3 separate regions of the Homo sapiens genome follow, and all the other regions are linked to region 3. A link is an interaction called in ENCODE POLR2A ChIA-PET data of the cell type or tissue named here. Cell type or tissue: K562. All regions are shown on one strand.

Region 1 (5,000 bases), 1.1 Mb before region 3:
CCTTAGAAATTGTTTCCAAATCCTGAAAGAGTCATCATTCCATGTACTCAGGACAGATTTAGAGAGTGCTGACCCTGCCCTTTGAAAGATGTTATTTGCCTCTTAGTGCCCAAATAAGGAAGGATAATTAGGAATCAGAAGCCTACCTAGGGCTCCCCTCTCTCCTCTCAAAATTGCACTTGGTGTCATATTGCCCTAGAATTTATGCCTGGTGCTGGCAAATATTTTTAAATTTATTTTTTAATCTTTTCCTTTTCTGCAATCAAATTTCTTGAGGGGCTGAGAAGAAGAAATAGGCCCAGAGAGAAGCAAGGCAGTCTGGGTGCAGGCTCTAGACAGCCCAGGGAGAAGAAAGAGGGAGCAGCTCCCTGTGTCCTGGAGGGAGCCCTGTCCCCATTGGGCTTCCTGCTCTGATGTCCCCTAGTGGAGGCTCCTCAGGGAGTCCAGCCTCCCAGAACTGCCCTATAAACCTCACAGTGAGCTAAGCAAGTATATCCAGGAAGGAGGGTCTGTGGAGATGTGAGACTAAGGTGTGTTATGGCCTAAACACTGCCCATCTCCATCCTTCTTGGGGATGACAAAGTGAACAGTGGAGGAGACAGGATACATGGGTGCATCTGGACCTCAAGCAGTAGGCTGTTCTGTGGTCTGTCCCTAAATCTTGTGCTGGAGACCCCATACGAGAGCCACTCCCTGACCCTGGGCTGGAGCCCTCTACCCCCTGCTCACAAGACCAGCAGCTGTTTCCTTATAGGCCCCCAGGGAGCCACAGAACAGCATCAACCAAGACCATCCTCTTCATGTGTCAGCTTTTCAGGGAGGGATCGAAGTCATGGCCCAGGAAAGGGCTTGGACAGCCCAGGGGAGGAGGCTGGTTGGTATGAAGGATGCCCTCCTCACCCTGAGCTGCTGGAGGGAGTACAAGGGACTTGGAGAGCCCAGGCTCAGTTGATGATCCTCAGGATGTAGAGCTATGTATGGGTCTCCACTGTGGTCTCTCCCCCGCCTTCTCCTTCACTGCACAGGTGGCTAGGGCTCAGTGTCAGGGCTGGTGATCAAAAGACCAAGGTTTATGCATGTGTCTCTGTCCACTGACCCACCTCTCACCCTGTGTCTGTCTTAATGTCCAGCGTCCTGAGCCCAGCCTGTGCTGACCCAGCCACCTGCAGTGCATGCATCTGTGGGGCAGGTGGGTACCAGCTCCTGCACTAGAAGCAGCAGCAATGTTGGGCACGGGCATGTGCTCTGGTACAAACATGCCTCCGAGAGACCCAGAGCTCCACATATATAAAAGCAGTCATTGACCCTTAGGGGCATAGGCCCAATGCTGAGGCTCCAGGTTGGAGAACATGGCCTCTCTGAGCATCTCTGGACTCCAGGCAGAGGAAAAGGCTGATTTTTATTCTCAGCTTGGGACACAAGCACCAAGGCTCAGGCAGTACTTCAGGCCAGTGGGGAAGTGGGAGAAAAAGCTGCTGCCCATCCAGCAATGGAGCTTCTCTGTGCAGCCCCCACTTCTTGGGCAAGTCAGCTGATTAACGTTGCTTTTCATTTGTTTAGTAAAAATTTAGATTTTAAAACTCACTCCAGTGAACGCAGTGTGGAGAATGTGTTTCTGTCCTCTCAATTCTACCCTCACACCCAACCCTTGGCAGTAACAAATTGTCGTATTGTCTCATATTAAGAGAAATCCCTCAATACCAAGATCAGGCTGTCCTGGAAACCAAATCCATAATGGGTCAAAACAGGACCAGGGTCATTGTGTCTGACTCAGGATAGTCGACTCCCAAAGGTCTGTTTATCCACCTCATTCACTGAGAAGCTACTATGCACCAGCCTCAGATCCAGGGATTCAAGGTACATGATGAACAAGAGAGGAAGGGGCCCTGTCCTCATGGAGCTGACACTGAGTGGTGGAACAGATAAGGCAATCAAGTAAAAATGTCAATGCGACAATATGATGTCATCACACAGTGAGGAGAGCTCAGTTGGGGGTAGAGGAGCCATCAGAAGGTTGGGCAAGGAAGACACAGGATCTGACTCAAGTTTATGAAGAAAAGTCCAGATGCCTCAAAGAAGATGAACAAGGAGACAGCAAGCATGAAGGCCACGGGGCCAGTTGGGGTCATTGGAGAGAAAGGTCAGGTCTAGCCTGTGTTTGTAAGAGGAGGGACTGAAGCCTGGGTGAGGAGAGAGGGCTCAGGAATAGCCTTGGAAAGTGGAGGGAGTGGATGCGAAACCCCTGCTGAGGGGGCCTCCATGAGCAATGAGGCTGGGGGAGGCCCTGAGCTAATCACCATGATGGAAACTCAGACAACAGCCTCCCAGCCTCTTTCAAAGTTGTCACAGGACGCTTTTCTCTCCAAATGGCAAGGGGGGAATCCCACTATGAGTTTTATTTGAGATGTCTCTTCTCCATGTCCTGTCCTGTCCCTAGGCTAAATTCCCATGCGCAAACAAGATACTGCTCAGTCTCAGGTATCACATTCACACACAAATGCTCCAGAATGAGGGAATGCACTCTGACCAACCCACCAGGAATTTTTGCCTTTGAGAATACTAGATCAGATCACTCACACCATCTCCCCTGACACCATCATGTTGACCAGTGGGTTGTCTGATCGGTTTGGACAGCAGAATGCAGATGCCTGTAGTTGCAGCTGGGGTCAGTCACATGCTCATCTCATGGCTGGGAGACTTTGGGTCCAGACAACAGGAAAAAAAGGAGGTTTGCCTACGTGATCCCACAATGTGCATCACTCTGTCATCCACTCCCATCCTTAGTTCATGTTGGGTTTTGTCCTGTAGATGCTGGGACCTGGACAGGATCACAAGCCAGGCGATTTCTGGCTCACAAAGTTACAGCTCAAGCTCCCTGATGTTGCTGACATTCTTCCCACAGACCAATTTTAGACAGACACACTATTGCCATGCAGGCACTGACCTGAGATACAGGTAGTCTCAGGAGAGGGAGGAAGCAGATACACATCCCCATGATGGCCTCCTTGTCCCAGAGTGGGTAAGAAAGGCAAGGAGGCCAGGAAGCCACAGGAGTGGCCACTGCCCACCACCTGTGCACCTGTCCCTCCCTCAGGTGAGAAGCAGCCTGAGGGTCCAGCACCTGCACCTTTCCCAGTGCCCACACACTTCCAAGTGGGGCCTCCTTCTGCTCACCTCCCAAAGCTACTGCTTTCCGGGACATCTGTGTCATTGCTGAGAGTCTACTTTTCATGGGGCCCTTGTCCCAGTGGTCTGGGATCAGTGTCAGCCTGTTTAATTCAGCACTGTCTCTGTCCTTTCAGGACACCAATCTAGCTATTAAAGCTCTAATTGAATTCTCCTTTTTTTGCCCTGAAACTTTAGACTCTCCTTCTCAGTGTCTCTCTAGAATATTTTGTCTCTATCCAATAAGATCAAGTTATGTCTTCAGGCCTACAGCCACTTCTTTCCCCAAATTCTGCACCTTCTTTTAAGTTCTTATTCCCTCTTATGGCTTATTTTCCACTAACTAGCTAATGATGCCAAAACATTTATCTATTTTACCTCCTTCAGGAATAAAAAAGAAAAGCATTTATCAATAGCCCATTGTCACAAAGAAAGGAACAGAGGAGAGATATCTTCTAGAAAAATACAGGTGAACAAGGAAAAAGTTTTAATTCCTCATAGGAACTACTCCATGATCCAAGAAAATAAATTCCAGAGATTCAAGAGTTCACTCCTTAGAAACAACAGTGTAAATACAAGGTAGTAAATTTTCTTGGTTTTCTCAATGAATAACCTCAAAAGGGTTAGAGTATGATTATAATAAAAAGATTATACATTACTTTCAAAAATGTAAGATGAACATGTCAAAAATTTTAATCGACTCATATTTCTGAAAAGACCAGTAAAATGGTGAATAATTTTAAAGAACATTTTAAAACACACAGAGTTTCTATTCCACGAGGGCAGGACCTGTGAGGATAATTTCCTGTGTTAGAGAAACACTGTCCTAAACAACAATAGTAGAACTCTCTAAGCTCTGAATTTATCTTCTCCTGTAAGAAAAAATCTACAAAGTGACAGGATCCAATTTATATAAAATATCTAGCAAAGATTTTGGACATTCCCATCTCACACCTCCTCTCCAGGCTCTCCTCAAGTGAAATCTACTCTCCTTCTGCCCGTGTTCTCACCTTTCTGCACGCTTCCGCCTGCTGACACATGGCTTCTCCTGCTTTCCTTTCCAGTAGCCCTAACAGATCAGGCCCTGCCAGTAAGTAAGCTCCTGGCCTGAGGGAACCACATCGCATGTTACTGGATTTCTGAGGCACTTGCCCTGCCAGGGTCTCTCTTTCTGAATCACAATCCCTGTATTCCTGGGAATTCTCTTCTCCTGGATTCTGTTATTCAGCTCTGTGTTTCTCCCTCCATATCTACTTTGTGAATTTCTCTACATCTTCACCTGAATCCCAGGAAGCCTAAGGACATGCTGATGCTTCCTCAGTTCTCATGTCACACCCTGTTCCCTCCTCCTCTATGATCCCACCAGGTCATCCTGCATCAGAACCCTGAGTGCGGCAGAGGCTTCTCTGGCCTCCTTACCCCCAGTGGCAGAAGGGAGGAAGGGAGGTCCCCTGTGGCCTCCCATCCTTGTGCTCCCATTAGGGTCAGCATGAAGCAGGAATGAGGCTGTCTATATCATCATGGCATTCCCAACACTAAACTCTGTGCCCAGGAGAAGGTAGGCACTCAATAACTATTTGACAATTGAAGAACTGCCTCTCACCACACTGGCCACATTGTACTGGACTCAGGATGGGGCTGAACTGGAAGAGTCAGCTGTGAACCTGCTCTTGTCTCTGCCCTCAGCCTGAGAGCTGAAGGGGAACCTAACAGGGAGAGCACCCATGGGCAGGGAAGGTACATTAGTAGCCTCATCCTGTTTGTGAGGCTCTGCTCAGCCTTGGGAATCCCTGTTTATTCAAGGCAGAGAAGAAGGAAAACAATTAACCAGGCCT
Region 2 (5,000 bases), 48 kb before region 3:
ATTCATGTCTACAACCCCGCCCCACAGCTCTGCTCTCGGCGTGAAAAAGCTGAATTCACGGTTCGGATGAACACTCCCAGCTTTTCTACAGTGGGCTGACTTGAGCTTCTCAGTCTGTAACAGAACTGAGGACTTGCTCTACAGATGAGGAAACTGAGGCCCAGGGTGGGACAGACCGGCCCCGGCCCCACCCTTCCCAGCAATGCGGCTGCATCCCCATGCCTCTGTGCCTCTGCCAGCCCCTCCTGCAATGCCTTCCCTTCCCCTCAGCCCCCAGAGGTCCAGTCAAAACGTCCTGCTCTTGTATTACCCCTCGCCCCCTGCATTCCTGTGGTGTGTCACCTGTCAGAGTTGTAGCTGGCCAGCACTATCTGCAGCAGTGCCAGCTGCTCACAGTCACTTGTGCCTGGGTGTGGGGACTAAGCTGTCCATGTGTATCCCACATCAGCCCTCAGCCCCCTCACGAGGGAAGTATGCTTACATATTCTGTGTGTGTGTGGTTATTTTTTTGGAGGGGGGACAGGTTCAGAACAGCTGGCAGAGCAGGAGGTTGGGCCTGCATTGGCCACTCCGCAGCTGCCACACCGGCTCCAGCATTCCCTCCTGCCTGTCCTCACCCACCTTGTTGAGAGCAAGGCTGTCTGCTTGCCTCCATCCCTCACACAAGAGCACCTGGAGAGCCTCTGCCCAGGGAGGTGAGGAAAGGGAGAGGGCAGTGGGGACTGCCATGAAGGCATCTCAGAAGCTGGCAGGGCTGGGGGTTCCAGGTCATCTGTGTCCCAGGGATGATGCTGGTTCCAGGAAGAGCTGAAACCTTAATGTCACGTGCATTTTATGTGAGGTTTGAGGCCCCTAGTTGGGCCAGCTGGCCTTGCTCTGTGCTGTGGCCACAGCAAACTGCATGGGGTCCTGTGGAGTAAGGGACCTAGTGGAGAGTGAGTGGACAGGGAGACCAGATGGGTCAGTACAGAGCCTTCCCCAGCCATGTGGCCATATCACACTGGCATCACCCACCTATTCCCCAATACAACACAGTCCGGGGGCCCCTCACCTGGCTGAGGTATGTGACAAGGCTCTGAGCTGATGGTGTACGTTCAGCCTGAGTAGGTGTTTGCATGTGGTTGCCCCCAAACCAGTGTGATTTGGGGCTGCATGGATCCAGAGTAGGGAGGTGACGGTCCCACCATCTCTGGGGTGTGTGCAAGGGTCAGGGTTTGGGAAGGGGTTGGACAAGACCAGTGTCCCTGAGGACTGCCTACCTGCTGGGAGCTGACATGGGAATCTGGGAGTGCGTCTGGCCTCCTGGAGGGGGTCTCGGGTTGCCCAGAGGGGAGCGAGGAGGAGGCCCAGAACATACCCCTTCCTAGAACAGGAAGGTGGGGTGACCCTGCAGGGTGGCCTCCCACACCTCAGTGATGCCTCGGTGACCCCTAAGGCAGAAGATGCGTGAAGCAGGCATGAGGCCCTGAGCACTGCTGGCCACCCCTGCAAATGGAGGGGCCCCACCTGAAGTTGGGGGCCGGGGCTCATGTTTGAGCCATTTTGACTGGGTCTTTTTCAGTTTATTTTCTAAACCTCAGTTTATTTGAAGCACAGTACATGATTGCTCACTTCAGGAAATTCTGTTCAAGTTTTCCTAGCAGAGTTACTCATTCCTTCATCTGTGCAAGGGGAGGGTGGTGGTCATAATCACCACCCTGATCCCCCTACCCCCTGGGCCCTGTGTGAAGATGACAAGGCAGTGCGGTTGGCTGAGGGCCTGGGCCAGGCCAAGCACACCAGGAAGGTGCCGCGCATGTGCCAGATGGGCCCTGAGGCCGCTGGGGTCCCACAGCAAACAACAAAACAGTCAAACAGGTGCCAGCCTCTGTCATGTGCTCACCACGTGCCCAGGACCACGTCTGTGTGTGCGTTTGCCTGGGTAAGCCTTGCTTCGTGAAGCTGCCATGACCTCCGTCTCCTCACTGAGGGGCACAGGGCAACAGGCTGCCAGGTGAGGGGCTGAGGGGCCTTCTGGGGGCCACTGGCCTACTCGAGGCACAGTGAGTTGTGGGAACGAGGAGTAACTTGGAGGTGGAGCTGCGGGTGCAGAGGGAAAAAGACACCTGGGTCATGAAGGGCTGGCCTGTCCGCCTGAGGGGCCCAGAAGTGCAGTGAGGGGATGACGTGGCTACGCGCCTGTGACAGGGCACCTGAGGACATTTGCAGTGCAGGAGGGAGAGCGCTTCAGAGCAGGCCAGTGTCCCTCCCACCCGGCCCAGTCCCTGGTCCCTGGGTAGTCACTGAGCTACCTCATGCAGGACCATGGTCTTAGCAGGACACCTGTGGTGGCCTGTGAGGCAGGGACAGGAAGGATGCCCCACTCTGGGCTCCTCAGGGAGCTGCAACTACAGTGCAGGATGGGCTGTGATACTCAGCACTGTGGATGTCTGTCAAGGCAGGGTGTAATGGACTGGAGGTCAGAACGTGTGAGGCCCTGGATGAGCCTCTCACCTCCCCACCCCCAGCCCAGGCGCTTGTCCCACACAGCTGCCTTGGATGTCATTAGCTGGAAAGCCGTGAGTGCCTGATGGGGAAGGAGTGGGGTGTGGGGAGGTGTTTAGGCTGTGACAAAGGGATGCTAACTCCAAAAACAGGCCCCCAGTCCAGAGGCCTCTTAAAATGCAAATATGCCGCACCTGGGAGGGGGACAGGCCCCTGGCTGAGATGAGGAAGCCTGGAGGATGCCTCTGTTCCCTCTCCCACCGCAGGCCCATGAGCTCTCAGACCAGCAGGAGGCTGATGCTGGAATATGCGCGCACCTGCTGGGGGATCTGTGCGCCTCAGCTCCAAAGTACAGGAGCTAGACTCCAGTGTCCATGTCAGGTCCCATCCAGCTGGGATGCAGGAAACCAAAGGCAGCCCTCCCATGACCCAGCACTGAGGGCCAGACCTGTTACCAGGAACGTTGGTAACTGGAAGAGCCTGGTACTTGGGGCTGTTCTGTGCCCCACAAACAGAGGGACCGGCTGTAAGGAGACTGGCCTGATGGGGAATGAGAGGGGCTGAGCCAGAGGTGCCGACACGGTATGTTTTAAGTAAGGTCCAGGTGGCTGCAGGCGGGATGGAAACACATCCACCATTCATCACATCGGCCATTGCATCTCCAGGCTAAGGGGCCACAGGAGCCTCCCAAAGAGCCAGGCTGACCTGGGCCCTGTGGCCAGCAAAGAAGTGTTGCTGGCTGAATCCCCATCTGCAGCATCGAGACCTCTCCCACTCCGTCCGGCTGAGCTGGCCCTGCATTTGGGTAGCCTTCCCTCAGCTGCCTCATGCTGGGACAGAGGGAAGCAGGTCTTCCGATGAGACCTCGCAGGTGAGAGGACGTCCCAGTGCCAAGGCGAATCACAGTGGGTGTGGCGTGGAGAGGGCCCACTGGGGTGCCAGTGGTAGCCACAGGGCAAGGCCCAGCAGCTTGGGGTTCTTCCCGTGTCAGCACCTTTGTGCCTTCTCACAACAGTCCCAGCATTGTACAGATGAGGAAACTGAGGCCCAGAGAAAGGAAATGACTTGTCCAAGGTGCAGCATGCACCGGCAGTGAGTAAACCCCAGACCCTGTGTTCATGGCCAGGGACATCTGCCCCTTTGTGTCACCAGGAGAACCTTGGTGGAGAATCAGGAGTGAGAGGCCTCACCACCCCCACAACTAACCAGGCGCAGGCTCCTCTCCACTCCCTACCTTGCCCCGGCCGCTGACCTGGGAATGTCCTTCCAGGTGCCGGACCTGGTCTGGCCAGCAGTCTGGCAGCCACGTTCAGGGGAAATACCCCAGACCCGCAGGCCAGCAAGCTGGAAGCCCCTTAGGGATGGGCTGTCAGCTCCCCTGCTGTAGTGAGAAAGCCACGGCCTGGGGCAGAGTCCCTTCCACAATGGCAAGTCTATTTGGACCTGTCTGAGCAGGAGCTCTCTTCTCACAAATGGCCAGGAAATGACTTCCACACCACCCCAGGGACTGCATCCAGCTGCCTGGTGGCTGAAGGCCTGGTTACAAATCACCTCACCATTCCCCGACGCCAAGCAGTGAGATTCCCACCATTGCACAAGCTTCTCACAGGAACTGTCTGCTCCGTGTTATTTATATAAATAAATGTGCAGACAAACCCCAGCCTCCTAGAAGGCGCCATCTTGCTGGTAAGCAGGCCCTGGAGAGAGCAGGATGGGCACTGGAGCCCTGGGCTGGCATCACAGCAGTGAATGGTGGTGTGTTTCTGCCTCCCTCTTCCCCGCCCCGCCCCACCCCCCGCGGCTGCCTTGGCAGCCATAGAGGTGAAGGCAAGGAGGGCTTCTTGCCAGAACAGGACACTGTGGCAGTTGGAAAATACCAGGCTCTCAACTGCACCCTGGGGAGTCAGCCCCTCTTGAGGCCTTGGGCCCCATATGTGAAGTGAGGAGCCCTCCCCCTTGCCATGGGGTCATGGTTGGCAGAGGCAGCTCCTCTGAATCCAGGGTCTGTCAGGCTGATGGAGGAAGTCACTGCAGGACAAGGGGGTGATGCACTACCATGGGGCAGGGCCACATGACTCCAAAGCTGCATCCAGCTCTACCCCAGTGGCCCACAGGTGGGCTGCAGCAGGACAATGTTTAACCCTGCCAGGCCAGGGAGGGCAAAACCCCATGCAGGCCAGGCCAGGCCAGGAAGGAGAACAGAGCCACATCCACCAAGGGCAGGAGGACCCAGGGGAGCCCACAAAGGCCAGATGGGTGCAGGAGGCACAGCCAGTCATGTTTTGCAGGGTGAGCAGAGCATGGACAGGTCAGAGGGCTATGAGGCCAGGCCCTGGAGGCCAGCAGAAGGCATGCTGGGGCTTCTTGCTTCCCATATGCATGCTTGAGTCACAGTTTCCAGAGCTACAGCTTCAAATAGACGGCTCTGTTTTCAGTGGTGGTGATTTGAGTGTCAGGATGCCGCTTTGCCCACCTGTCTGCACTCCAGGCTGCAAGAGTGCAGGCACCGCTGTGAC
Region 3 (5,000 bases):
CTGGGAGCCCCACACCACCGGGCCAGTGCAGGCACTGTGGTGATCCCATAAAAGGCCAGTCCATTTGCAGGGTCATCAGACAGTCACCTTTGGCCTCAAGAGGCCTCAGAACTGCAAACTCCTGCGTCGGTCTATACTACTCGGCCATGGCCCACATCAGCAGTCAACCCTGCACTCTTTCCCAGCGATCTTGGATGTGTCCCCAGGATCCGTCACAGTGTTCCAGGCAACCTGGACTTGTCAAAGTCAGCACCTGAAGGAGAGGCCACCTGCCATTCCCCCTGGGAGTTTTCTGTTGTCAGCAGGACTTATGGTTCTGGGTCTCAGAGCTTCAGGCCTCACTGTCCTTCTGCCACGGATGCTCAAGGTTCCTGGGCAGACCAGCACCTCTGGAGGACAATGGACAAAATGTCTCTTAGACCTGTTCTGGCTGAAGGGCTATCTCTGGCACCTCTGAGATCCCTAGGTCCTGCCCTCCTGGTCCGTGGGCCAGGATGTGCAGAACAACCACTCAGGCCTTTCTGGCCCACCTGGACAGTGCATTTACCTGTGTGCTGCGGGAGGCAGACTGCACAGCTGTCCTAGGGTAACTCACTCTGCAGCCCTTGAACATGGCACTGCCCTCCTCTGGCACTCATGCTGGGCCTGTGCCCACTGCTGCCTCTCCATCCCTCTCTCATTGGCCTATACATCTCTTAGGACCTTTGTAATGGTGTCCATGCACCTTTAGAGGACTTCAGAGGCCCTGCCAAGTCTAGCATGTTCCTGTCTCCAACACCGCCTCCTGCACATGCAGAGCAGACAGAAATACCCCACACATTCCCCAGCCTCTCTGCCCAGTATGCTCATCCACAGGGTTTTCTCACTGCTATGAACCAGCCCCACAGCCCCAGGCCCCTGTCACCTGGCTATGCCCACTCATCCCACCCGTCTCGTGCTGTTGCTTCCCGTAGATGGCGAGCACCTTGCAGGCAGCCTTCTGATCAGTACTGCTCTCCTAGGGCCTGGCACACTGCAGCTGCCCTGTAAATGTTCAGCTCAGCGATTGCCAAATACCAGTTAGGGAAGAACACTGGCATCTTTTTCTATTCATTCCCCCTTCAACATATTTTTTGTAGTTTTTTATATAAATGACTTTTTTTTTTTTTTGAGATGGAGTTTCACCCTTGTTGCCCAGGCTGGAGTGCAATGGCGTAATCTCGGCTCAGTGCAACCTCTGCCTCCCAGGTTGAAGCGATTCTCCTGCCTCAGCCTCCCAAGTAGCTGGGATTACAGGCATGCACCACCATGCCTGGCTAATTTTGTATTTTTAGTAGAGATGGGGTTTCTCCATGTTGGTCAGGCTGCTCTCGGACTCCTGATCTCAGGTGACCTGCCCACCTCGGCCTCCCGAAGTGCTGGGATTACAAGGGTGAGCCACCATGCCCGGCCATAAATGATTTTATTCATTTTTATGTTTTCTTTTGGGCGGCGGGATGGAGTCTCTGTCACCCAGGCTGGCGTGCAATGGCACGATCTTGGCTCACTGCAAGCTTCCCCTTCCGGGTTCATGCCATTCTCCTGCCTCAGCCTCCCGAGTAGCTGGGACTACAGGCACGTGTGACCATGCCGGGCTAATTTTTTATATTTTTAGTAGAGAGAGGTTTCACCGTGTTAGCCAGGATGGTCTCGATGATCTGACCTCGTGATCTGCCCGCCTCGGCCTCCCAAAGTGCTGGGATTACAGGCCTGAGCCACCGCGTCCGGCCTCCATAAATGACTTTTAAAGGGGTTGTATGTTTAGTGTGAACAAAGACAGTACAAAGCATATAAAATACAAGGTGAAAGCCCCCCCCCCGCCACATTAGCTGCGCCCCTGAAGTGTCTCCAGCAGAAGAGATGGATGAATGGAAGGACACACAGATGGACAGAGAGCAGGAAAGACTGTTAGCTCTGCTAACAGTCAGGACTATTCCTTCTGGACTCTGTGCCTTTGCCTGCACAGCTAGTGTTGATGGCTTGTTTGTTGTTTTCACCAGAGTGAGCTCCTTCTGGACATACTGCCTGGCAGCCTGCCTTCCTAGGGAGCTGGCGCCAAGGCCTCTCCCTGATGGCACACAAGGAGCCTCCTTCCTGTAGCAGCGCCCAGTTTTCATGTGGATGGATTGTAGTTCATTTGACCCTCCCCATCCGCGGGCCATCCGGCTTGTGTCCAGCTTTTAGCTCTTGCCAATGGTGCTGCAGTGGCCATTCTTGTAGTTATAGCTTTGCGTACTCAGGAAGGCCCTTCTCCCGACTGCGGCCCCCAGCCTGGTCCACTAAATGCAGCCTGTGGTCGGGCAGACAGCATTGGGGTCCATTAGGAAGACCAGGTTTGCTGGGCATAAGCTTCACAGGACGGGAGAACCTGCCCATGGTGGACTGTCGTTCTCCACAGCTCCCTTCCCTTGCCCCTTCGGGCCTCCAGGATATGTTTGCGGGGGTGGGTGTGGTGTCCAGCTGTTACCAGCTTCTGAGCTAGAGCTGTACTGCCTCACGTACACCCCCACCTCTGTAAATGGTCCTTGATTAAATCGTCCTCATATTACCTCCTGCAATGTGCCAGCTGATTCCCACACACCCTGACTGACATAGTTGTGGCCTCTCGAACTTTGATATTTGGCCTGGGAGGACAGAAGAGTAAGGTCGCCACGGAAACGCAAGGGGCTCAGTTGTCCCCCCACCCCAAGTTGATGCAGCATCTTCTCGGTCAGAATTGCTTCAGGGTGGTTTGCGCACCCTCACTTTGATGATTTAATGAAGACATTTCCTTCTTTCCCAGCATCGGGCAGTAAGTTTCCTGGGCAGAGGCACTTTCTGTTGGTCTGGTCTTGTGGGCCCAGGCAAGCAGCCCCCTGCAGCCAAGGTGCGGCAATGACCACAGTGACCGCGTCCAAGTGCTGCCGAAACGCCTTTTTCCTCTTCCCTGTTTCCCTGGACCCTTTCCTGCTCTCTGTCCATCTGTGTGTCCTTCCGTTCACCTGTCTCTTCTGCTGGAGACACGTACCTGAAGCAGGTCCTCTCCTGTCACTTCCTGGCTCCCCAGGGCTAGGTCCCAGGGTGCTCTCGCTCTGGCTTTCGAGGCTCCTCACCACCCAGCCCACCCCACCCCCACAGGCCCCTGTGCTCCAGTTTCATCCCTGGTCACAATGCAGTCTGCAGATGCCAGACCCCTCTTCTGTGCCCAACGGCTGGGACACCCCTACTCCCAGAGAGGCCTCTGTGGACACCCCCACAGCTCTCGCAGCACTTGATACCTTGAGTGTGATTGGTCACATCTGGGCTTTCTCCCCCACCCATCTGTGGAACCCCAAGAGCCAGGACAGTGACCTCATCACCTCTACTGTCTCCCCTAGCACCTCTGGGAGGAAGGGCCCACAGTAGGTGCTCAATAGATGTGTAAAGAAGGCAGGGAAGCAAGAAGGTTGCTCAAACAAGACCATGTTCCCAGCAGACAGATTGCACTCTGACCCAGATGCCACCACACGAAACTTACACCTGCCTGGGGAACAATCCTGTGCTTGGCTCTCCTTGGTGGCCAGGGACAGTTGTGCCTCATCCCTCACTTGCAAACCCCAGTCCTGTCTGACCCAGAGACCCTCACAGGGCATCAGCCAGTGAAGGCGGTTTGGGGCTGGAGGATATGTTCTGATCTTGGGAAGAGCTTGGTAGGAGCCAGCCACAGAAAGTTTCAGGGCAGAACTGAACAGGTCTCGGGAAGGACACTTCATGCCAGCTAGAGAGGCTCTGGGCACAGGAAAGAATTGGACTTCGGGCAGAAAAATGTTTGTGCTATTTAGTACTATGTAACAAATCACTCCAAAACTTCATTGCTTAAAGCAACAAGCATGTATTATTTCTCATGATTCTATGATTTGACCAGCTATTCTTCCGCTCCCTGCTTGGTAGCTGGGCCACTAGGATGACTCTCCCAGAGTCCAAAATGGCCTCCCTCATATGAGTGGCAGGTGGTGTGGCTCTACCTGAATGCTTGGCAGGGCCTTGCCACATGGCAGCTTGGGCTTCCTCACAGTGTGGTGGCTGGTTTCTAAAAAGGACTGTTTCCAGGCTGGGCACAGTGGCTCATGCCTGTAATCCCAGCACTTTGGGAGGCCAAGGCGGGCGGATCACGAGGTCAGGAGATAGAGACCATCCTGGCTAACATGGTGAAACCCTGTCTCTACTAAAAATACAAAAAATTAGCCAGGCATGGTGGCACGCACCTGTAGTCCCAGCTACTTGGGAGGCTGAGGCAGGAGAATCACTTGAACCTGGGAGGTGGAAGTTGCAGTGAGCCGAGATCTTGCCACTGCATTCCAGCCTGGGTGACGGAGTGAGACTCTGTCTTTTAAAAAAAAAAAAAAAAAAAAAAAAAAAAAAGGAGTGTTTCCAGAGACAAGCCCCAATGTGTAAGTGCTTATCAAGCCTCTGTTTACATCACACTTGCTATATTTGGCCAAAATGGGGCATTTTGGCCAAATGTCCAAAGTCCAGAGTCAGTGTGGGAGGGGATTTCATAAGGGTGTGAAGAACTGGAGGTCTGATGCATTGGGGGCCAATATGGGGGGGTGGGGTGCAATATAGGGAACTAAGGGAGAGAGTAAGATGAAGGGCTGTGTCCCAATGTCTGCTCCTTTTTTGTCCTGAGGCAAAGCAAGGGCTTTCTCCCTAAGCAACAGCTCCTTACCCTGACCTTTGCCAATGAACTCAGCATAGAGGTGCTTCCTCAAGAAAGCCTGCTTTAGCCTCTCCAGCTGGGTCAGGTTGCCCTTGATCCCTATCCTGGTCTCTTTACAATTCCCTTACCGTCCTGGTGGCCTTGGTGGTCTGCCTTGTTCACTGCTGCATCCCCAGCACCAGCCTACTAAGTAAGCCTTGGAATGAGTGCACGGCTAGTCTCACAGTGCAGCCTCACACGATGTTGTTAACTGGTGCTCTACACCTTGGATCCCAAGAGGGCGAGGCCAGAGCCCAGGTCACCC

The links. ChIA-PET counts read pairs that join two places held together with the same protein. Peaks named below come from ENCODE experiments on the same cell type or tissue, not always from the same donor. Only the 100,000 strongest peaks of a DNase experiment are listed, where the experiment ranks them.
Region 1: POLR2A ChIA-PET joins it to region 3 with 5 read pairs; 1 of 35 experiments calls an interaction of 5 or more read pairs at or near these places.
Region 2: POLR2A ChIA-PET joins it to region 3 with 5 read pairs; 1 of 35 experiments calls an interaction of 5 or more read pairs at or near these places.

What each region holds. Positions count from the first base shown.
Region 1 is chr22:22,031,772-22,036,771 of GRCh38, forward strand. It overlaps the pseudogene PRAMENP, IGL and the pseudogene IGLVI-68. Among named protein-coding and RNA genes, the nearest start is that of TOP3B, 51 kb to the left of the region's middle. In K562, no CTCF peak of the experiment used is centred here; DNase peaks (open chromatin) are centred at 430, 1,939 and 4,584; H3K27me3 peaks cover 3,898 bases.
Region 2 is chr22:23,114,208-23,119,207 of GRCh38, forward strand. All of the region lies in intron 4 of RSPH14 (radial spoke head 14 homolog), which reads right to left. All of the region lies in intron 2 of GNAZ (G protein subunit alpha z), which reads left to right. Among named protein-coding and RNA genes, the nearest start is that of RSPH14, 25 kb to the right of the region's middle. RefSeq lists an enhancer at 2,319-3,236. In K562, no CTCF peak of the experiment used is centred here; DNase peaks (open chromatin) are centred at 1,734, 2,153, 3,734, 3,827 and 4 weaker places; H3K27me3 peaks cover 4,809 bases.
Region 3 is chr22:23,161,780-23,166,779 of GRCh38, forward strand. It overlaps RAB36 (RAB36, member RAS oncogene family), which reads left to right. Exons shown (of 11, transcript NM_004914.5): 11 at 1-3,884. It also overlaps a transcript of RSPH14 not described here. Among named protein-coding and RNA genes, the nearest start is that of BCR, 16 kb to the right of the region's middle. RefSeq lists an enhancer at 4,875-5,000. In K562, no CTCF peak of the experiment used is centred here; DNase peaks (open chromatin) are centred at 31, 393 and 2,473; H3K27me3 peaks cover 3,880 bases.